3 separate regions of the Mus musculus genome follow, and regions 2 and 3 are each linked to region 1. Evidence: chromatin loops called from intact Hi-C (ENCODE). Cell type or tissue: heart. All regions are shown on one strand.

Region 1 (8,000 bases):
ACCAGGTAGAAAGGTGGGGGGAGGGGGAGGGGTAGAGGGGGAGGGGCAGAGGGGGAGGAGGAGGGGGAGGGGAGGACTCAGTTGGAGAGTCCTAAAGAGGACTTGACTGAGTAGTAACAGGAAGGAAGTCCTGTCAACTAAAATTGAATCTGGCATCTGAGAGGTTAACAGTTTCTAAAGGGAAGGATGTCTGGTAAACACAGGTGGGTCACCTGTAGCACACAATGTTAAAGTGAAAACACGTGAATTTAGTATGATTTTTAGTGAACAAATAAGACTGCAAAGTCTCACACGGGTCTTTCACACTGTATGACAGAACTCCACAACCATAGGCACGTAACTTCCAGGGCCCTGAGGTGACATCTTCTCTAGTTTTTACAAAGAAAGGTTTTACTCCAGAGAAAGGAAATGGAGCCTGTGGAAGTGAGACCTGGGCACTGCCTAAGCTCCAGCACTCCAGTGACAGGGGCAGAGCTAGAGCTGCGACCAGAGGTGATGTCCACGCAGGAGCCTCTGAGATTGAACTAGTCACTCTGGGCAAGAGGCTGGCCCTGCTCTTTCTCCCGTGCTCACCTCTTGCTCTGTGTAACTCGTGGCCAGTGTGTGCACTTAACAATGCTGCACACAGCAAAGCATAAGTGTGCAGAAGGAAGAGGGCCACAAAGGCAGAGGGAGCACTACTGCTGTCTCCGCTCCAACACAAGACTTCCCTTATATACATTAGGTCCATACCTCCCAAGACCTGGGAGGTTTTTAGTACAGTATTTCATGTCTATTATTATTCTTTGTTTTGGTAAAATGCTCCTAAGAGACTGGCTAAGATTTTAATAGGAAGACAAGCCTCCTTCTCCTGTAGAAGAAACTCTGGAGAGAGCTCTACATTACACACTGAGCTGGCAGAGTGTTTTCAGTGAAGACTATAAACTTTGGCAATATTTTGTACTATACAGGAGTTTTTACTTACAGTACATTTTTCTTATGCTATTAAATATTTCTTTATATGTGACCTAATATAAATATACCACATCACAAATTCACAGGATAGAACGTTACTGCTTAGGACCAACTGGCATTTATAGCACAGAATACTACCACTGATGTCTGCACAGATGATACAAATGCCAGAGAGAACAAAGTGCATGTGTACATATGTACACACACACACACACACACACACACACACACACACACACACAGAGGCACACATATACTGTTCTATATAAATTCTCTCAGACCAGGTTAGCCCTAAGTGCCTTGCTAGTGACTGACTGAGTTTGCCTTGCCAGGATAACGCCCCTGCTCTGTTAGTCTCACATCCTGCATCCCGGGAGGGCTCTGCCTATCTTACTCAGGGTGGCGCCAGGCCAGCCCACCTGGGTTAGGATGTTGAGTTGTTCCATAATGTGCTCCAGTGCGTCAGCCACCGCCAGCGGGACGCTCCTCAGGCTTTCGGAGGGCACATCACTTACATCTTCTGGTCTCTTTTTCACAGTTGTGGATGAACATTCTGGCATTAACAAAGGGTTCAAGAAATACCTACAGATGTCTTCACCCTTGCCTGGCACAGCTCGATAGGTGGAATCCGTCATCTTTAATGTCATGGAAAAGACAGAAACAAAGTTTCCAAACTTAAACAGTATATATACACATATGCATATATAAATATATATCTAACAGTTCCAGATTTATCTTTTTATGAATCATTTTATCTTCTTTATATAACAGAGTACATAAATTATAATAAAGAAACAAAGCTAGCAAGGTAGAGAAAAATTTACAAATATAAATTGTTTCAACAAAAGATGTGGGGGAAACTAGATACACTTGTGAGAATAAACTTGTGCTCTGACTTCATGTCATATACAATATTAATTCAAAAAAGGTCAGAGGGCTGGTGAGATGGCTCGGCAGGTAAGAGCACTTGACTGCTCTTCTGAAGGTCTCGAGTTCAAATCCCAGCAACCACATGGTAGCTCACAACCACCTGTAATAAGATCTGACACCCTATTTTGGTGTGTCTGAAGACAGCTACAGTGCACTTATTTATAATAATAAATAAATCTTTGGGCCAGAGTGAACAGGGACTGAGTGAGTGGGGTCTACTGGAGAGAGCGGGGTCTACCAGAGCGAGAGGGGTTGACCAGAGTGAGCAGAGGTCCTAAATTCAATTCCCAACAGCCAGACGAAGACTCACAACTATTTGTACAGCTACAGTGTATACCCATATACATGAAATAAATAAATATTAAAAAAAAAAACCCCAAAAAACTAAAAAAGGTCAGAGACTTAAAGAGAAGAGCTAAGACTATAAAACGTTTAGAAAGAATCAGGATTTTCCTGATCTGGACCTGGGACTGTCCCACCTGTTGACACAACATGACAATTGTATTCACTGCTGTCCAGGATACATGTGGCCTGGGTGAGATATTCCTGAACTATACAAAATGTACTTATGCATAACATCAAGATCAAGATGACAAGGTAAAAAATAAATTGGATGTAATAATTTGTATAATAAAAATGATACCACCAAGATAGCGAAAACAAATGGAAGAAACTATTTTTGAATCAAATACTTGATAAGGGCCTTGTACAACGACACAAAGATTTGCAATTTAAGGATTACAGATACATAATGTAATTAAACAGCTAATGATACACAAATGGCCAATAATCTCACAAGCATATCTTGAACATTATCAGCAATAGCAAATCCAAACTGCAAGGACATTGACTTCACCTGCACTAAGATGGCAGAAAAGAACAACGCAGGGTAACACGTGTCAGCGGGATGCTGAGAACGGGGAGCCCTCACACTGCTGGTGAGCGACAAATGTAGATGCCAGGAGACATTAAATATGAAATCACTATATGACTTAGCAAACCCAGTTGTCGATCTAAACCCAAGAGAGTGAACACTTATCCACGCAAGCTGTGTGAAAATGTTCAGGGCGGCGGTGATCATGATGTTCAAGAAGTTAGGAAGAATCCATGACACGGAAGAAACACAAAACAGCAAATCTGCACTAGGATTATTTGTTCACAAAAAATGGGAAACATTATAATGAGTTTTACAACCCAGTTGAACATTCTAAGCACTGAACTAGACACCAAAGGCTAAATATTAGCCAATACTATTTCTATAAAAAAAAAATCAAAATGAGAAAATATGGTAATGTACTAAACCCAGGGGCTGAGTACAAAGAACAATAAGGAGACACTGGGAATGCAGCTGGGGGTGGGGTGGGGTGGAACGCTGTTTTCAAAGTCCTTTGGGAGTGACAAAATGTTCTTTAGGGGCTCAAGAGATGGCTCAGCAGTTAAGAGCACTCACTGGCTGCTAGAGTTCAATTCCTAGCAACCACATGGTGGTTCACAACCACCTTTAGTCCTGTCCCTGGGGATCCAGCGCCCTCTTCTGGCCTCTCAAGACACTGTATGCACATTTAAAAAATTAGTCATAGTAAGCACAACTTTGTGTAATAAGTACCAGTGAAGTACACACGTCAAATGAGTCAATTTTATATTACATAAAATTTCTCATTAAAGTTATTATGAAAATAGGACACAAATAAATACATGCCTCAGAGGGTTGTTTGTTTTTCCAGTCTTAAATTCCTGGTGATGGCTAGAGGTCTGGGGGTTCCTGGCAGAGGTTTGTTTCTCGGGGTAGCTCTGCTGACAAAGCAACATGTGGAGCTTGCTCCACGCTTTCTCCATATTTGCTGATTTTATCCTCTCAATGATTCTGCAGGTACTCTGCTGGCTTCCATGGCCGCCTTTGGTGTGCTAGCGAGGCTCAATCCTTTCGGCGCTCCAAACTGTACTCTCAGTTTTCAAACAAGACAGACACTGAACAAAATCCAGCCTGTCCAAGGACACACATGCCACATATAGCGAAGAACCAATGTTAAGTCTAAAAGATGCAGAAGCCCTCCACACACAGAGCTGTGGGACGAGGCCACTGCTTTTCCTGACGTTCTACCATTTTTTAGGACGGTGGAACTTTCGATTTCCCCTCATATATAGAGATAATAATTCAGTATTTGTCAAAACTATTGAAAATAACCCGAGAATCCACTATTATAATCAGCTAGAGTGAAGCCGGGGCCTATTCACACTAAGCTTTGTCCTCAGCTCCAGGGCGTGACTCTCTTTCTTCCTTGATTTTTTTATTTTTATTTTCTGTACACTAGTGTTTTGCCTGCAAGTGTGAGGAAATTGGATCCCCTGGGACAGGAGTTACATGACAGACAATTGTAATGTATTATGTGGGTGCTGGGAATTGAACCTGGGTCCTTTGGTAGAGCAGCCAGCCCCGGGTCACTACTCTTAAGCGAATTTTGATTATAGGTCTAAAATACCTCTTTGCAACCCCACTGGGCTCAGCAGACCTAGCTGCCCAGAGTCTGTTTACTGAGGCAGTGTTTCTATATATTCACGTTCACCCTCCCCTGAAAAAACTCCTGCTCAAAGACGGCCTCTCTTGTTCAATGCTTCTCTACGACTTTCTCTGCTCTCCTAGCAAGGCCAAGTCCTTTTCAGACTGAGCTTTCTGCCTGACTGTCCTGTACTTAGACACATCTCTGACACTGCCCCCCCCCACCCAAAAGCCAGGCCTCCTGCTCACCAGCATGGCGTCTTCTTTTCCTCCAGTATTGTAAACACCAGCATGTATGGCGACTAGCTGCCTATTACCTTTCTTCTCCAGGAGGTCTCTCCTCATGGCTCTATCTTCTAACACTAGCAGGTCTTGACTTCTGATGGTGTTAATTATCATACCAAGTTTTCAGTGCTATCATCACGAGTTGAAAGCAAGCTCTCTATAACCAAGATTCCCTCCCCCCATTTGTTTTTAGAAAACGGGAGTCATAAGTAACACATTGAAGTGTTTCCGCAGCCACAAATAATCACGATAACAACAAGCCCAGCCCTTCGTGGTAACAGGTCCCAACCTAGTCGGTAGAGCAGCTCAATCAATGAACTTGCGCAATGCAGTCACACTGGTCATTAAGAAGAAAACAGGGGGGTAAAAGATTAGGAACATCGGAAGTCAAAGCAATAAAGGAACTCCAATAAAGTTTAATAGTACTTTTCTTGTTTGGAGACAAAAAACAGATTACCATCACAGAACATATGGGCATGATAAGAAAAGGAGGCAGGCAGGCAGGAAGAAAAACAACCAGTCCTTACCCAAAGCATCAGCCAACTGATGTCTTTCTATCAAAGGAATTAGAACCTACGTAGTGACTGATTCATTTCTACCAACCAATCCTACCTTTGCCTCCTGTCTGTAGAGAAGAAAAGTGAGATGCACACATTATTAAAAATTAAAAAGAAATTTCATTATCATAAAATTGTAATGCAACAATGTATAGATTTTGTGCTGATGACGTGAGTCTATAGTAGTCAGTGTCGGGAGTGAAGGCCTCGGGGCTCGACACCAGACCGAGCATTGCCAGCGCCACGCATGCAGGTGGTGTGGTGCTCATGCTCAAGTGCTCTCTACCGGGCTGGGGAGCTACAGACACGGCTGGTGCTAAGTGAGCAGAAAACACAGGAGGCAGAGGACTTGAGAGCTGGTAGGTTCAAAACGGAAGACAGCACACGGCATCTCGGGTACTGCTGACACCCCAGCAGCAGAGCACAGGGACACATTTAATTTTTAAATATTCTATGTGTATGTGTGGGTTTATGTGTGTTATGTATGCAGAAGCCAGCGGAGGCCAGAAGAGGACTTCAGTCTCTCAGAACCAGGATTTCAGATGGCTGTGAATCTGGGTCCTTTGCAGAATGGTTCTAAATGCTGAGACATCTCTCCAGCCCCAAAATATATTTTAATTTTAGTTGAATTGAAGTTGGCATCAGGAGTCTTCCTAAACACTCTCTAATTGAGGTAGGGACTCCCACTTGAACCCAGAGTTTGCTGTTATGGCAATTTTGACTTAACCAACTTGTTCTGGGATCATCTGTCGCTGTGTTCTAAGTGGGCTGTCACACCCACCTGGCAATATGTGGGTTTTAGGGATTCAAACTCTGATCTTGATGCTTACATAGCAAGCTCTTTAACCCTGGGGCCATCTCCCCTGCCCTGATAGGAACTATTAAACAGAAGGAAAACTGTAGAACACAGAATGGCAAGGGTGTACTAACTCATTACAGAGACAAGGTGGACAGTGGCAGATCTCCCTGGGGCTTTAAAGATGTCACTGTTACGTGAGACCAGCAGCTCAGCTACCTAGGCAAACAAACTGCACCACCTTGGTGCTAGGAGAATAGACAGAGAAACAATGAACCCAGATGGAGTTTTTGTGGGTATGCAGGACAGACAGACAAAGGGATGTAAAGGAACCAAGTGACCTAAGATGCCCAGAGAGAGATGGAGACATGGGGACCAGCAATGAAACTGCAGATAGCCTGGTGGCTGGAGTGTCTTCTGGGGTTTACAAGTCTTTAAATGGGAGGGACAGCAGTGGTGGCCAGAGTGGGAGGCACTAAGCAGAGTTTACCATCAGCACAAAGGATGCAGCCTGTCACCAAATTCCCAGAGCACCCTGACAAAGCAGGATGGCTATCTTTCATAGGTAACTGAGTATCGCTCTATGCTTGGTGCTTTTCCTAAGATCAAAACCATGCTAACATGAGTAGGTGGGAAATAAGAAAAAAACCAAAGGCCTCCCCTGTTGAATCTGTCACAGGGCTACCACAAAGATTTCATACTCATCTCTACAGGCTTACAACACTAGGCTGTTCACTTTGAACAGCGTACTACATATTCTTGTGAAAACTGATCAAGTTTGATTGGCTCCAATGCATTTCTAGGATAAAAATTAGGAAAATGTTATGTGAACTGTTTCTTCTCCTAAACTACGTTTACTAAGTTTAGAAAGTCTTTTCTCTCTCTCCTCCCTCTGTCCTGCCTTCCCTCCCCCCACCCTAGATGTTTGTATGGCTTTGGCTGTCCTGGAACTAGCTCTGTCCATCAGGCTGGCCTTACAAGTGTTGGAATTAAAGGCATACACCACCATGACTGCCCCCCTCAAATCAATCAATCAATCAATCAATCAATCAATCAATCACCGAACTAAACAAACCATACTCAACCATGATGGTTAATTTTGAATAACAGCTTCATAGGGTCTAGAATCACCCAGAGACGGGCCTCTGAACAACCATGTAAGGGCTGATCTAGATGAGGTGAGTTGAGGAGAGATGACCTATCCACTTTGGGGACAGCATTTGATGAGCTGGAGTTCTGGACTGAAGAACAAGGAGAAAGTGAGCTGATGGCCCATACGGAGTGTTTCCTACTTCAGTGCTCGCTCCTGAATCCATACTGATCTAGAGTAGAGGGGTTGCAGGTGTACGATTTCTCAGTAGTCCATGCAATGCCAGCAGCTCTCTCACACTTCTGACAGACTTGACCTCAAACTCAAAGCCAAAATGAACTCTTTCTTTCAGATACTTTGTTGCAACAACAAAACAAGTCAACTAAGAAAATAAACCAACAAAACCAACCAACCAACCAACCAACCCAACCAACTAACCAGCCAACAAATTATCCAAATAAACACATATGCAAAAGCAGAAAAATGCAAAACTGTTAGGCATAAAGTTTTTATAGAGTCTTGAAAAACAACCTGCCTATGGAGTTGTCAACTAGGATATGTGTATGGGGATGAGTTTGTTCCTTTGGGAACAACAGCTGCGGACACAAAGCAGCATTACTGTTGTTTGTAATTGTGATTTCCAGATTAGAGACAGACGTGTTTTGAAGGCATGCGTGGGTAGAATCCTGGACAAATGGGATTTATGTAAAATGCCCTGTGCTTTCATCTCTCACTATCTGCCTAAGAAAGCAAAGACTCTATTACCAAGTCTTTAATGGAGACCCTAATCCCCACCTGATCTGGAAACCTGCGCCACAGTAGACATGCCGGAACGAATGATTTAAGCACTGACTGCAACCATCTGCGGACTGGGCCCTAGGAATCAGTGTT
Region 2 (8,000 bases), 340 kb before region 1:
CGAGTTCCTGAGGAACATGCGCAAGAAGCAGAGCAGGAAAGGCCTGAAGAAGATGCAGGCCAACAATGCAAAGGCAGCGAGTGGGCGCACAGAGGCCATCAAGGCCCTGGTGAAGCCTCAGGCCATCAAGCCTAAGATGCCAAAGGGCCCCAGCCGCAAACTCAGCCGTCTGCCTCTCATTGCTCACCCCAAGCTCCGGAAGCAGATTCAAAGCTACAGGACCAATGGGTGTAGGCTCAGCCAACCAAAGCCCAAGGTGCAAACCAAGGCAGAGGCCAAAGCTCCAGCCAAGGCCCAGCCTTCAGCTCCAGCCCAGGCTCCCAAAGGTGCCCAGGCCCCTGTGAAGACCCCATAGAAAAGGCTCCTGCCAGTGTGAAGACAGATAGGCTGCTGTGACACACCTACCCACACACTATTTGCAGATAATCAGTGACCTATACTGTTTTTACAAATAAATTTGAGGCAAGATCTGAAAGAAAAAACAAAAAACAAACAAAAAGCCTTTGCCGTTCTTCCAAAGTCAGAGAAGAAAAGACATATTGCTACCTATCTGGCCTAAGAAAGGGACAGGGATAACACTGAAGTTGCCAGACAGTTCCAGAAAGGCTATAGTAATTGAAAAAAAATGTCCACATACAAAAGTTTATAGCCTGGGGATAGCGTGAAAAAAAAAACTGATGGAGAGGAAGAGCTATAGCGAATCATACCGCAGAGTAAAGACCTCAAAAGCTAATTCAGATCAGAGGGTACAGAAATGAATCTAGGGGTCGGCCCTTGCTGCTTTCTGCATAAATAGCAATGAAGTAGAAGTGTTAAGATAGAGTCCCTTAGCTACATTGCATGTCCATAAGCTACTTACGTAGTCCTGTGGAAAGAATCCATTGAGAGGTCCACAAGCATTTGAACAAGAGGAAGGCCATGGTCTCCATTATATAACATTTATTGGAAATCTGCCTCGTCCCAAGTATTGCACTGAGGTTCTCCATGCATGGTTCCTTCCACCCTTATTCTTTCGCCCCATTGTAGGCACTGCCCTTCCTGCAGTGGAATAGGATCCTTCCAACAGGAAGAGGAGCTCCTTGGGAAACCAACAACCTTGGCCAAGGTCACAGGGCTTACATGTGGTCATGAGGACTGTACCCTCCATCTCTTTCATTCCATACCTTGACTCTTCTGAAAATACCGAAGTGTTTCCAGAAACCCAAAGACGGCTCTCACCTTAGGGTCTGCACGCAGTCATGGTTGACATCAACACACTCAGGAACAAAGATACCAAAGGACCTATGTGTTAATCAGTGCTAAATGTTAAACTTCTGTGGGGTGCAGTCATGACTCAGTTGGTAAAGTGACAGGCTGAGTTCTCAGTCTCCAGAGCTCACATAAGAAGCCAACCTTGGCATAGCAGCACATATGGATTAACCCCCATGCCAGAGAATCGGAAACAGCCAGACCCCTGAAGCTCACTGGTCACCAAGCTTAGCTGATTTATAAGCTTTTTAAATTTGTATTTACTCATTTGTGTCTGTGTATGTGTGTGCACATGCACACAGATGTTCACATTGGCATTCTACACTGTGTGTGTGTGTGTGTGGGGTACTATGTCCATACACATTTACCTACTGAGCCACCTCACCAGCCCCAATGAGCTTTCTGAGAGCCTGTCTCAAAATAAATACATTAATGTTTGTGGGAAGTGGTCAAAGAGAGACAGACAACATATGTGGTCTCCATATATGTGTACATACAAGGGCATATATGCACAGCCTCATATATGTACATGCCTGTACTACCAAGCACACACACTACAGCACACAGAGAAAAAACATTATGAATAAAAGTCAGCAGAACCCAGCCTTTTGGGGGGGGGGCTTGAAGTATAGGAGAAGTGATGGGCTTTAATCACGTGATAGTCTAATATGATGCTCCACTGTTGATAAATAGGTCTCAGGATTTGAAGGCAGAGATCAAAAGCATTTGCTTGGCTTTCTGTACAGAATGAGAGAATTTTGTAGAGGATAGCTGGGTATTGAGGCCCTGCCAGAGGTGGTATTGAGAAAAGCAGTGCCTCTTGTTCTTCTTTTCTTTTTGAGATTATAAGATTACAACATTTCTTCCTTCCTTTTCTTCCTTCCAAATCCTCCCATGTAAATCTCCGTGCTCTCTTTCAAATTCACAGCCTCTTCTTCAGTAATTATTTTTACATACATGTGTGTATACATGTACGTATTCCTAAATATAATGTGTTCAGTCTATATAATGTATGTATACATATGTTTTTCAGAACTGAAAATTTGGCCTCATTGTATCTTATACTAAGGGCCTGTGGGGGTAGGGAACATCATGTTTTGAAGAAAATTTTTTTAAAAAGGGACTTTCTTATGGCTACACAAAAGAATATATATATACACACATATATGTGTGTGTATGTGTGTATGTATGTGTATATATATATATGTATATATATGAATGAAGATCCTATAGAGGATTCATAAAAAATAGGAGAATCTTAAGTTGAACAGTCTCCCATGTATGTACAGATAGATTTACTAATGGTAATAGAAAGGATTTAGTGTGAATAATAGTCCCCCACTTGTTGGTTATAGATAATATGAATATGCTTACATATTTTATATCTAAATTTTCTTGTAAGCCTTTGAAAAGTATGTTGTCTTCACATCTTTGTTTACAAGTAAAGAAATGGAGGCACAGACTGAGTAATTTAGTCCTGTGTCATAGCTCTAGGGGTCCTGATGTTGACCGATATGGACTCCTACCTCTGGCTCTTATAGAGAAAGGAGTGGCTAGAGGGAGCATGGTCAGTGAGTTAAGGTCTTAGTCCTTTAGTATTAGTGAGCAGGAGAATCAAAACTTATGCTCAGTAAAGGTCAGATTCCCAGACCCTCCTCACCCCCTAGGCTCCAGAATCAAAAGGTCTAGACTTTCCTCCATAATCCAGATAGTTCTGACAGGAGCTGTAGAAACAAACATTTAAGGACTACTAATTTACTCTAAGGGTTGGAAAGGGGGATGCCTGGAAGCAAGGGTGGGCAGGTTGTTGTATTTGATATGTGCACTGCGGAGTCTCTTTCTAGTGGCTTCCGTTTTCTCTGTGAAGAAATATAGCATAGTGATACACAGAGCAAATATAGACATGAGTGGGGTAACTGACAGACATGAAAAACTGAGAAGAACCTATCCCTGGGTTAGAACTCCGCCGTCTAAGGAACCGCGGAGTTATTTGTCCATTCTTGCTCTAAGACCCGCTCAAAGTTGTATGCCTGTTCTTCAAGCAACTGGTGAAAGAATTATATCTCTCAAATGGATGACTGGAAGGCCAAGTCTATAAGGGAAGGCTAGATGGAGTGTAAACTAACTCTGCCAAGGACACTGTAGACAGGGAACCAGTAAGACCCCCCACCTCAAGAGGAAAAGATGTATTTATGGCTGAAAAGGAAGTGCACGGGAGACTTGGTTTGTTTACATTGTACATTTGTCTGCACTGGCCATTGTTTTAAAACTTCTTTCCTTCGGTAATTATTTCCCAGAACTTCCTATCGAGCCTTCCAGAATATTGAGATTTACGTCTGAAAAATCAGGACACAAGCAGGGAACATCTGTGGTGTTCAACTTACACAGTGAATGGCTTTTTCCCGGCTCTTACATCACCAGGGATGACAAGCCAACCCACGGAAAGGACGTAAAAGGCTCTAGGGAAAGCATACAAGAGAATTACCCAGATCTGTCATATTTAGTGACACCGGGGGGTGGTCACTTAATGGAAATACCAAAAGTGGACTATACTTAATTTTTCTCAGGTCACTGTCTCTCCCACATGGTGAATCCACAGAGGGAGTCAGTTCTTAAATGCAGGCAATACTTAGCTTTATGCATTCAGTATTTCATAATCCACACAAGTACTACCTAAATGTAATTTTAAATATCACTTCTATTTCCTTTTCCTCACATATAGGTAGCTTCCCTGGCACCTTTTTGCTGGAGAAAGTATGTCCCCCTTTCTCCCTCCAGCCCCACCATGAAAGGGAAAAGTCTATTTTCAAATACAAAGGGAGATACTTCCTACGGCATGAAAGTGAGCTAGATACTAAATGAAGCATCCCAACATCCACCCCTTCATGGGCTTGAAAGAAGAGTGCATTGTGCATTTAGTAAACGCAGCTGGAGGTAGAAAAGCCCTGGAGATATCCAGGAGAAGATGTCCGTGAATTCAGGCCAAGCCAAAGCTGGCTTCCTCAATCTTGTAGGCAGCAAGCCCACCCTTTCGGGAGTGCCTGAGACAAGAGTCTGCAGTGTTTCTCCAGCAAGGAAGCTTCCTGGAGGTCTCCGGTCTCAGCTCTGCACTCATGAGAATCACCAGAGCTCACTTGTCTGGCCTCCTCATCCTGTCAGAAAGAAGGCTGGGAATTCCCTTTTAATCTCAGCAGTTCTGTGTGGAAAAAGAAGAGGAGAAGAAAAAAGAAGTACAAGAAGATACAAAAGGCTATAGAACATATGCATTCACATATATATATATATGTATATATAACACATAGCTAATAACTAATATATAATAAATATCACATGTATATGTAGACATGTGAGAATCTGCTTATCTGTAGGGTAGGTATACTTTTGTATACCATAGGTATCTATGTATATGCATGCTGATTATTTATGTTGTGTAAATATATTATATTATATTATGTATAATTATAATATAAATTATATTGTATATAAATATTGTATTGTACTGTACAATGTATATAAATATAGCATATACACTATGTTATATATACAATGGTACCCTCCTTTTTTTCAATCCTCACTGATCCTGATTTCTCATTATCTCAGAGCCTATATAGTCAAAGGGCTCAAAGGAATTATAATCAAAAACAGAAAAGCAGATGCCCAGCAGGGTGAGCCATTGTCAAAACGTGATATCCAAGGCCAGGCTTAAAAGCTGGTTGGTCCATCCCAGGGTAAATGGGAGCCTGAGGGAAGAAAGGGTTTGGCAGAGCTTCCAGTAGCCTTCCATCTCCAAACACACAAGTTGAACAACCCACGCTGTTCTCGTATTCTTCCTCTAAATGGGAAGAAACACTTATGTTAAGACATCTGTTTTAGCTCCCAAATGCCCTCAGAACACCCTGAACAACCCAGGATCTGCCTGCTTAGGGGAAACAAGGTTGGGGGAGGGAATGCTTGGGACCATTTGGGTGGCAGGCTGTTCCTTCTGTGCTCAAGGGCACCTGCCTGGTCTTTGAAGTTTGGGAAACTTCATCCGTGACACATTGATTTCCATACACTTTGATTCATGGGGACATAAAGAGACAGGAAAAGATAAACTTCTCTCCCTAAAGGGAAAAAAGAAAAAGAGCCGAGAAAGAGGTTGCAAATGTGCGCGTTTGTCCATCATCATGATTAAACTCCTCCCCTAACCAGCAGAACAGGCTGTAAGGAGAACTGTAGGCCCCCTGGAGAAAGGAGAAATCTCTGCTTTATGACAATCACATTGCTAATACGGGTATGTTTGTGATGTGTAAGCCTCCTGAAAGGCCTGAAAAGGTTCCTTTCTAAAAAGCAAAACTCTGGCATTGCCTGTCTGAAAGCCAACATAACCAGCACACCGAAGCTTTTCTTCGTTGTTTTCAGCTTTTCTCACTGGTCTTCGTTGTTTTCTGTCTGAAAAGAACCCCACCAGCCTTTCCCCTCATGACTAGACTGTCTGATTGATGGGACTCGTGTTTAACTAAAGATGTGTCCCCACCCCCATACAAATTCCTGGTATTTCAGCAGTTTTAAATTAACAGTCTCCGGTGGAACTGCATGTTAACAGCTCAATACGACAAAGTGGAAGCCAGGCCTGGAAACTGAGAAGTTATTTGCGGAGGTGGTGCAGGTCTTTAATCCCAGTGCTTGGGGGGCAGAGGCAGTAGAATCTCTGAGTTTGAGGCCAGCTAAACAGAGAAACCCTATCTAGGAAAAGAAAACAACAAACAAAAACTAACAATAACAAAAAAAAACAAAAAAAAAAGGTGACTATGCAGTGAGAATGCTCAGAAAGGACTCTGATAAGCATTTGAGTGGCAGGCACACTTGTTTCTTCAATTCTTCAATTCTTCAATTGTTTCTTCAAGGCTGGTGACAGCAGTTATGTCAAGCTGCTGCCTGCCTTTTTTATGCAGAGTGGGTTTACTGCACACTCTTGGCTGATCTCCATCTATTACTAAACCACTGGTATTTTACTAGCTCCTTCAGAAGCCTTGAAGACCCATGGTTCTCTGTGTTCTCTCTCTTAACATATTTTGCCTCCTGGTCATGAGCACTAAATGAGTTATTACTCTGCCAATTTGGGTGTGTGTGGGCTTCTATTTTAGTGCTAGCCCCTAATAATGGCCACCAAGATAGAAACAATTACAAAAATCAATATTTTTTTCTGCAATTGACTCTGTCTCACCAAGTGAGAAGACAGAGAGACAGAAACACATAGACAGACATTACCAAGTGAGGGGAGAGACAGAGACAGAGAGACAGACAGATAGACAGAAACTTGGCTAATATCCAAGATAAACTAGAGTAGTCAAGACAAGAAATTCTCATTTCTTAATTCACTGAGCATATCCAATAAATCACTCCAAGTCTCTTGAGTATCACATATTGTTTTAAGCTGCTGCCCAACTGGATGCTTTTTGTAGTCTAGAAGCCTCAGGCTCAGCTGGAGTCTAGCTGTCCAAATAGATAAACCATAAAATTGCATCATCATGCTCAAAGAAGATTCCTAAATCAAATTTTCCACTCAGAATACACACTGGGTGAAAAATCTATCCAAAAAATGTCAGTGTAGTCATGAGAGATGTTTTTATTCAGAAGATATACACCCCATTAATCTGTATGTTCTTAAAGCGATATATTTTCTATCTGGCTATCTGATATAAAGAAATATAGTCTATCCAGTCACCATATATAAAGAATTCTCAAATTTGAAAGCTCTGATGTAAGATTCTTTCTGCTTAAGGATAGAATAGTCTCTTGAGGTAATCTCTGGAATGTGACACCTGATTGTCAAAAACCTGAAGAGTTACATAAAATTACCAATTTCCTCTCCAAATCCTTGGAGATTCTGATCCAATAGGACAGAGATCAGGGTCTAGGAATAATTATTTTTAAAAACGGTGAATCGTATGTGGGCAACCAAAAAAAAGCAGGTCAGGTTTCCGTGCGTTTCCTCCTTGATAGAATATAGAATCCCCTGGGACATGAACATCTAGACATTGAGAATTCTGATTGACATGGGATCAATTGAAGATCCTCGATTGAAATGGGAAAACCCATCTTTTTAAAACCTTATTTTTAGTTTTATAATTCAAACATATCACTTCCACACTTCTATGGCCTTTAAAAACAATTATTGTTACATGTGTGTATGATTGATGTATAGATGTATAAATATATAAATGGCATCTGTGGAGAACCCATTTAATTATGGGTGGACCGTTCTGTGGGTCAGGGGATACTAGGTCCTATAAAATGGAGAAAGTGAACTGAGCCAGCAGTCTCTGCTTTCTGACAATATAACCAACTCCCTAAAGCTTTTGCTACTATGACCTCCTCCACCCCCAAACAGAGTGTAGCTGGGAACTGTGAGCCAGAATCAAACTCTTCTCTCTGATGGTGCTTTATTTAGTTGGAGAATTTTATCACAGCAACCGAATGGCAAGTGAGACCCAGTGATGGTTTCCCATGCATGAGGAGAGCTGTGATCATGGGGCGAGTGTGCTGGCTTCAGTGTAAAGAAATGGACTGCCGGTGTGTACTACAAAAGGAATGTCATCATCTAAGTAAGAAAAAAGGTCACAAAATACAAAGTATTCTATGATTTAATTTATACGAACTGCCGGATTAGGCAAGTCTAGCGAGACACAGATGGTATGTCAGGGTTGCCTAAACTTGCAGGGAAAAGCAAAAAGGAGTTTGCAGGAAAGGAAAAAAATGTATTTCTATGT
Region 3 (8,000 bases), 270 kb before region 1:
TGTTACCAAAAACCTATCAAAGTTTCATTTAAATTTAACTAATGTTATTGCATGATTTTACCGGGAAAATTAAGTTCCTCCCTGTCCCCAGGTTATAATGATCAGCATTTGATTAAAGTGCTAAATTGTAAGACATTCGCCTATATTTAAATGTAAGAATAAACAAAGTATCAATATGAGGCTTGTTTGAAGATACAGATCCAATCACAGTTCACTTGATTGTTTTTATGTAATATTTATGGATTCATTTTCAAGAGCTTTTAAAATTCAGACGAAGGTGTGTATACAAAATCTCCTTGGATAATGAGAAACCATTCATTGTTTTAGCTATTGATCCTGTCCCCCAAAGAACTCCATACAGTCCTGAGACTCACCACCGTCCAAGCAAGTCATAGGCAAGACTATGTATGACATGCATTTGTGCAGAGCAGACCCCAGCATCCTGCCCACACCTACCCACCTAGCTTTCATAACTTTGTGCTGCAACAGAGGAAATTGCTCCTTCCTTTAAGGTAGGAGTTCTCTTTGATGAAAGGGAAGAGCTTAGCCACTAAATTCATTTTCCCTGATGAATGAAAGAAAAACCACGAAAGGCGGGATAGAGAGAGGAGCGGTGACCGAGCTTGGCCATCAATCTCAAGTGACTACTGACACTCAGTTAAGTGATTATTGCAGAGCTATGAGGCTCCTGTCCCTACCAGCTGGAGTCAGGCTCCTTACTGACAGAGAAGACCCTGCCTACCACACCCTAAGTAGCCCAGCTGCCCACATGACAGATTTGCTGGCCCTGTTCTCTCTACCGTAAATCAAGCGATCCTCAGTAGGAAATGATTGTATTCATCCCTAACTTTACACCATAGAAGCTGGAGCTACCCAGGGCACGCTTCAAATTCTACCTTTGTATTTGCAAGCTGTGTGATTTAGAAAAGTTTCTTCCAAAGCTTCCCCATTGATCAATGTAGAAGAGGAAAGGTCGGTGAGATCCCACCCCTAACCAACACATTATTTGCAATTCCATACCTGTGAGCAAAGGCACAAGCAGTTTTCCCCAATGGGACATCACAGTGCAAAACAACCACACTCCAAGGCAGGCGCTATGGCCAGGAAGAGCTGGCCAACACGAAATGAACCTGTTTTGTCTTATTCTACCGTGGGCTTTTTTTGTTTCCCTTTGTTTTGTTTGGGCATTTTTGAGGGTGTGTCTTAGTGGTTTTGTTTGTTTGGGAGGGAAAAGAGATTGAGAATGTGAAGTTGGGTGGGTAGGGAGGTTTGGAAGATGTGGGGGGAGCTGAGGAAGGGGAAAAACATGATCAAAATATAAGAAAAATAATTTACAGTAAAATGTTTTAATAAAATAAACAGTCCAAAAGAAAGAAGGAAAGAAAGGAAGGAAGAGAAGGAATGAAAAACAGATGGAGAAAGAGGAGGAAAGACAAAAAGAAAGGAAGAAAGGAAAGAAGGAAGGAAAGAGAAGAGGAGGAAGAGAGAGAGAAAGAAAGAAAGAAAGAGAGGGAGGGAGGGAGGGAGGGAGGGAGGAAGGAAGGAAGGAAGGAAGGAAGGAAGGAAGGAAGGAAGGAAGGAAGGAAGGAAGAACACAGACAGACAGACAGACACACAGACAGAGGAATGAAAGTGTTAAAAGCAACCTCAATCAATTGCCAAGAGACAGTACGTGAAGCAACACTCCCAAGAAGGTCCAACAGTGTGCAAACCTCACTGCAGACATGCTCAGACCTCAGTTCCCACCACTTTTCCTCAGCCAGAGACAAGGGGAAGCAAGTGTCCGCCAAGCGGACACCTGCTGGGAAAAGAGGAACTGAAAGCGGATAAGGGGGTGGGTTGGGGGGTAAGGGGAAATGAGATGGTGCCAGCGATTAACTGCAGCGGGTCGACTTTCAAGGTCTGAGTGAGCACTTCCACCTACAATCAATCTTCAAGTACTTATGAAGCCTGAATATTTTATTTTTATTTTTCTGTGTCAGACCACGTGGACCCTAGCTAGAGAAGAGCTGGAAAGCTGGGATTCCACTCTCTCGCGGAACTTGCAAGCCACCAAGCTGCTCCGGGACCCATCTCTACCAAACAATTAGCCAAGGAAGCAAAGCAAAACAAAAACAAAGCTAAGCCCAACTCGCCGCTGGCTTGGGAGAGCTGCCTTAAATTTCAAATACAAGGACAGAGAAAGCTCCAGCCTGCCTGGGATTAACGAATTCACTCTCCCCTCCCCCAAGGAAAAAAGCGCTAAAGAACAAGGTCAAAGGCGAGAGGCTCTGGGGAGTCACTAAGGTGATAAGAGTGCTTCAGAGACAGTGACAAAGGGGTAGTCTAGTCGCCTTTGACCTTTCAGAAAATCGTCTCAAGTGTGATGCAGATCAAAGTCACTGGTTGCTGAGAGTCTCTAAAAAAAGAAGCAGTAGCCAATGTGGCTTAGGGTCTTAAACTATGCACGAGAGAGGTTGAAGATGAAAAGCCGCAAGGTCGGGCGAGGTTCCTTCAAGACTGTTCGGATCACAGAGGACTCTTCCGAGGGGCAAAGAATTTACATCTTCAACAACCCCCCAGCAAACATTGTTCAGCCATGCACCCATGTGACTTCCTCGATGTAAAGAACTCCGAGATAGCAGCCTCAGTTCCTTTTTCGCTTTTGAAAGCAAACAGTTCTGCAAGAAAACAATACAATGGCTTTCCCAGGATTGGGGCGGGGTGGGTGTGAAGCCAAAGGAAGTGAGTTCTCTTTTTTTACTTTGTGGGTCCCGAGGATGGCGCAGGAATGGCTAGCCTTGGCACGAGGGCCAATGGTTAAAAACAAGAAATCTGAAAAGAAGGAATCTCTTTTTGCTTTCACCACAATGCAAAAAGAGAGAGAGGAAAAAAAAGCAAATCAAAATAAAATTAATTCATTTTATTAGGATAGTTTTGTCTAAGATCTTGTTAAACCCTATTAAAATTATTGAACAGTTTACCTTTCAGATCAACAACCATTGGCATCTTATAGCCTCCATTTAAAGAAACAAAAGAGTAATGATATAGGGAATGTAAACTTCTTCCTGGCAAGTCCTCAAGAGATTTTAGTTCAGTAAAGAAGACAGAAGTATAAATAACACGAGCCACTATGACCGATGTAACAAAGAACTAATTAATTAGACTAAGGGGTGGAGGGAGTCCTAAATTGAGGAGCTAAGAAATACTTCTTGAAGCAAAAGATGTGGGTTCAAATTTGGGCTTTGAAGAGAATCTTTCCAAAGAAACAAACAAACACGCAAACCACACTACAGCAAATGAGGATAAAGGCAAAGTGCTGTTTCTTTCTAGTCCTGTAGGGGGCACTAAAAAGGGCAGGTAGAGAAGACGGTTGTAAACAAGGGACCAGGACAGCCTAGGGAAACAGTCACATGACATCTGGAGGAGGGAATGCACCTTACTAAAGCCAAGGTAGGTGGGTGACATACGACTGGAGGCTCCTTTGTCTAGTTCGTTACTGTCTTCTTACTCAACTCTTTCCTAACTTCACTATTTCAGCCTGAGGGCTTATTTTCCCACTGTACTTGGAGGGCAGAAAGAGGAAATAACTCACCCAGCAGAGGGGATTTCTTTGTTGGGTTTTGAAGAAAGATGCTGGGGGTGGCTGACTCTGCTGAAACGTTTCCTTTTTCTCTTGGTGTTTGTCGGATTCTGCTCTTGAGCAATCCTGCTGCCTTCAGTCAAAGTCAACCCGCAGTCCCGTCGGCTTCTGACTTTACCTCCTGAAACTCTCCTACTCTGCCCTTTGCCTCTTCTGCTCAGGCGGGCTTACAGTTTCACAACCTTACCACCAATTGCAGAAAGTGTGAAACATTTGCACATCTGGTATCAAATATTACAATCTCCAGGTTAAAATGACGACTCAAAGTCAGATAGGGCTTTCTCTACTCCGTGAGCACTTCACTTTGCCAAGGGTTCATTCAAAAATGACATTTGCAATTTTCTCGCAGTGAAAGCAATGCTTTTCTGAGGTCACCTTTCTCTCCCTCTCTCTCTTTCTCTCTCACTCACTCTATGTGTGTGTATATGTGTGTGTTGTATATAGTATGTTGTATGTATTTCTGTATGTGTGATGCATGAACTTTTTCATGTAAGCGTGTGCACGTGTGCTTGGTGGTGCGTGCACACACGGATGCATGGGCACGTGGAAGCCAGAGATCAGCATCAGGTGACTGCTTCCATTTCTTGTGAGATGGGCTTGTTCACTGACCTCATCAGATTGCCAGCCTGGATGGCCAATGGTCTCCAGGGATTTGCCTGTGGGTTCTCCCGCTCCCGCTCCCCCCCCCCCCAGGTCCAGGAAAACAAATATGCCATTCAGTGTCTACGAGGTCCTGAGGCTCTGAACTCAGGTCCTCATGGCTTGCATGACAGGCACTTTACTGGCTCCCTAGCCTCTGACTCTCCCCATTCAGAAATGTGAATGACTGAAATAGACATTTTTAGGAGATGTACAGAGTTCAGTGTCAGCCTGAAAAAAAAAATCTACATCGCTGCGAATATAAGAGATGGAGTCCTTAAGCCTAACTGGGTTCTAGAACTGGCTTTCAATCACCCAGAGAGAAATTCACTTTATGTGAAGATCAAAAGCTTGTATAGAGTCCTAAAAGCAAAGCTGTCTATATTGCTCCTTCCCTCTGCCCCCTCTGCTCCAACACCCCTGAACCACAGACAACGGTCCTTTACAGTTCAAGCTAAACCAGGGAAAGTCTCCTCCTCTCTCCATCTCTCCTCTCTACATCCATTTCGGTATGAAACGCTGAGGTTTGGGGGTTGGCAGAGGCTCCTAGAGCAGAGTACAGACAGATGATTAAGTAAATACAGTGTGAGTTTTAGTCCGGTGAAAATGTATGCCTATTCACAAAATGACTAAACAAAGCATTGTAAAACAACAACAAAGTAGCCAGTTGATACTTTCCACAATCTTCAGCAAGTTTTTTCAATCTGTTTCTCAGGGGTCAACTAGGACCATTGAATATCATATATTTACATTATAATTCGTAACTGTAGCAAAGTTATAAAGTAGCAACAACATAATCTTATGGTTGCAGGGTCACCATAACCCAAGGAACTATATTTAAAGGCTTGCAGCATTAGGAACCGCATTAGAAAGGTCTCCAGCTTTTAAGGCTCTGCCACTAAATGCCTTTGCATAGACTCACAAACTTCAGGGCAACAAGCATTTAAAAAGCATCACTTGAACTAGCAAGGAATCCAAATGTACTAAGAATGTGTTTAAAAAGTGTCTAGAATCTCCGGTCTGTCTGCTATCATTTTATTGAAATATCTTCTCCTTCCCACAAATACTGGAAAGGGGTCATAGCCTAGGAAGTCACTTACTAGCTCTCAGCGTCAGAGGAAGCACCTGCTGTCAGCTGCTTCCTGCCCGAGACCATCTTCCCCCCTCCAAGTTGATTGCTATATCCACAAAGCCTTCAATCCTGCCTGGACTTACCAGGAATTCAATGAATATTTGTTGCACAGTGAGTGAATTGAAGTTTTCATTGTTGGCAAAGTGCTCTCTTAACTGCCCCCAACCAGCCTTACCTTGATCAAAGGTCTCAGAGCACTTGTGTCCCAGGAGGTTTCTGACCTTCCAGGTTTTAACCTGGATTTGGCCCGAAGGCCTCAATGAGACTAGCAACCTCTCTGGGATGAGGCTGCTCATTGACTTCAACATTACCCTACTTGGCTTTCCTTGGCTTTTTATGGTGGTAAATTCCAGAATAGATAGAAGATACTGCACAGTGTGGCTATACGAATGGCTAAATTTGAGCAGACAGGTCCTAAAAGTCATAGCCAGCTTCTGGTATGTTCCTCCCTGGGATCCATCCCTTGAGCCCATCCAATAACTTCTTCTCAAATGAGGGTTGGACTTAGAGCTTACATCTAACAAACTCAGTACATCTAACAAACTCCATACAGTAAAAGTTACCGTATATCCCAGATTTAAATATAAAAGAAGCAGCTAAATGCATTAGCATCCACTTGCCTGCCAACATTCCAGAACTTTCAGTAGAGAGATCAAGTTCTTTGTGTTCACAGGGAGATGCTAAACACTGTTCTGACTTCCGAAAGAAGGGTACTGGTTTTCTCTGACTACCTCCCCATCACTTACTTTGAGGGGGAAAAAATGTGACATGCAACAATTAGTCCCATGGTGAAGTTCAGATGCTCTAGAAATGAAGACTCCAGTCAACAGCCAGTGAGATACTGAGATCTGCCATGTGTAGGAGCTAGAAGTCAATTCTTTAGTGCCAGCCAGTCGAACTTTGAAATGACTGGATCAGAAAGGATCTGATACCCTTTCAGGGATCCTGTGCCAGAATCGTTATCCCTGACCCACAGGAGCCATGAAATAATAAGTACTGCCTTAAGCTGCCAGATCTTGGGGGTTATTTGCTCTATAACAAGACATAACTAAGGGCTGGCAAGCATGTTCGTAAAGGGCCACATAGAAAATATTTTGGGATTTTCCAGCCAGATGGAGTCTGGATCACTCTTGAGCTCCGCCATTGTAGCTCAGAAGCAAACCAAAGATAATATGCAAATGAGTGGACATGGCTATGTTCCTATAAAACTTTATTTATGAAAACAGTCAGCCGGCTTGCGAGCTGTGATATGCCAACACTTGCTGGAAGCCACTATATATTTTCACTCTTTATAAGTTCTAGTGTCTTGTCCTAGAGCTGTCTTTTGGAGAGTGGAATATGGCCACTTCAGTTTATAGATTATCTTTTCTAGGGCAAAGGATACTCCTCCCACTGCTCAACTTGAATAAAGATGAAAAACTGAACTTGACAGCACAAAAAATAGAAGACTCCTTCGCAGTGCTGAGAAAGGACTGTGATCAAGACAGTTTGAATCTGAATTGGCTTAAGAGAAGAAAGACAGGCAGTGTGAGCATGTCAGCTGCCTGAACCGACACACCATGGACACCCACTTTACATAGTGATGGGATGGGACATTAACACAACTGTTGGGGGGCAGGAATTTAAGGGCTTCATAACCAGTAGCTCAACTGTTTAGCTGTATTGGTAGAAACTGGGAGACATTTAAAACATAATCATGCAACAGCACATTTGTTCGAAAAAAATTACAACAAGGCTTTTAACCACTCGTGACTTACACATAGCATGCCAAAGACACTAAAGCTCCCATGTGGTCTCCGGCCATTGCAGAAACACTAAGGAGGACACATGACCAGCAGACGCCAAGGGTGATTAACAACTGGACCTCAATGACCAGGGTCAAAGGTGGCAAGTGACAGATTAAACAGGTACATCTCTCTCTCTTCTGCTTCTTGGGTTTCATTACTTCAAATCAATACCAGCAAAGACACTCTCAAAAGTCAGGTAGGACCAGCTACAGCACTAGCATATCTAACAGAGGCCACCGAACAGATATAAATGGAAGCAGTTTTGTAATTATCAAATAAGTACACTTTTCCAGGGAGACAGGTGGGTCTCCCTCCACCCGGTTGCCTATACCCCATCTTTGGAAGGACAGAAGCAATCAGGAACACTACTGCTTCCCCAATAGTGATGGAATGCCTTCACCCTAAGCTGTTTGAAAGAGAGACAACGGAAGAGCTTGTATCTGGTAACTTCACACTGTTTTCCCCCAAAGTCAGAGGGAGAAAGGAGCAGAAGAAATCGCAAATTGGCTTCTTTTTTTTCTTTCTTTCTTTTTCTATTACAGCATAAACAAATCACTACAAACAGAAACTTAGAACAACATGAATTTATAAGCTCACAGTTCTTCAGGTCAGAAAGTAGGTGTGGCTCTCCCTGGGCTAAGAATGGCAGCGGTGCTTTCTAGCTTCTAGAAAGGCTTGGATCCATTAGCGCACGGCTCATCTCTCATCTTCATCTTCCTGGTCATGTTTCACTGGCGCATCCCGTTCTCTGGGAGTACAGCATGCGCGCACTCTCCCCTTTTGAGGATCAATGTAACTCGACTGAGAGTACCAACCATGG

What was found. Peaks named below come from ENCODE experiments on the same cell type or tissue, not always from the same donor. Only the 100,000 strongest peaks of a DNase experiment are listed, where the experiment ranks them.
Region 2: a loop joins it to region 1, with 2.2 times the contacts of the local background. A loop is called at or near these places in 2 of 42 quality-filtered maps.
Region 3: it touches region 1 in a loop (1.8-fold over the local background); 8 of 42 quality-filtered maps call a loop at or near these places.

Annotation. Positions count from the first base shown.
Region 1 is chr10:99,186,371-99,194,370 of GRCm38, reverse strand. It overlaps Poc1b (POC1 centriolar protein B), which reads right to left. Exons shown (of 12, transcript NM_027740.7): 11 at 1,374-1,589. Among named protein-coding and RNA genes, the nearest start is that of Gm34574, 42 kb to the left of the region's middle. In heart, a CTCF peak has its summit at 3,416 (motif pointing left); no DNase peak of the experiment used is centred here.
Region 2 is chr10:99,529,961-99,537,960 of GRCm38, reverse strand. No RefSeq gene overlaps it. Among named protein-coding and RNA genes, the nearest start is that of Gm35035, 73 kb to the right of the region's middle. In heart, a CTCF peak has its summit at 4,887; no DNase peak of the experiment used is centred here; H3K27ac peaks cover 649 bases.
Region 3 is chr10:99,455,617-99,463,616 of GRCm38, reverse strand. Gm35035 (a long non-coding RNA gene) reads left to right here and starts at 2,943. Exons shown (of 3, transcript XR_872000.2): 1 at 2,943-3,432; 2 at 7,203-7,300. It overlaps Gm34983 (a long non-coding RNA gene), which reads right to left and starts at 3,862. Exons shown (of 3, transcript XR_380739.3): 1 at 3,575-3,862. In heart, a CTCF peak has its summit at 3,318 (motif pointing right); DNase peaks (open chromatin) are centred at 1,796, 2,656, 3,666, 5,396 and 1 weaker place; H3K4me3 peaks cover 1,270 bases; H3K27ac peaks cover 2,787 bases.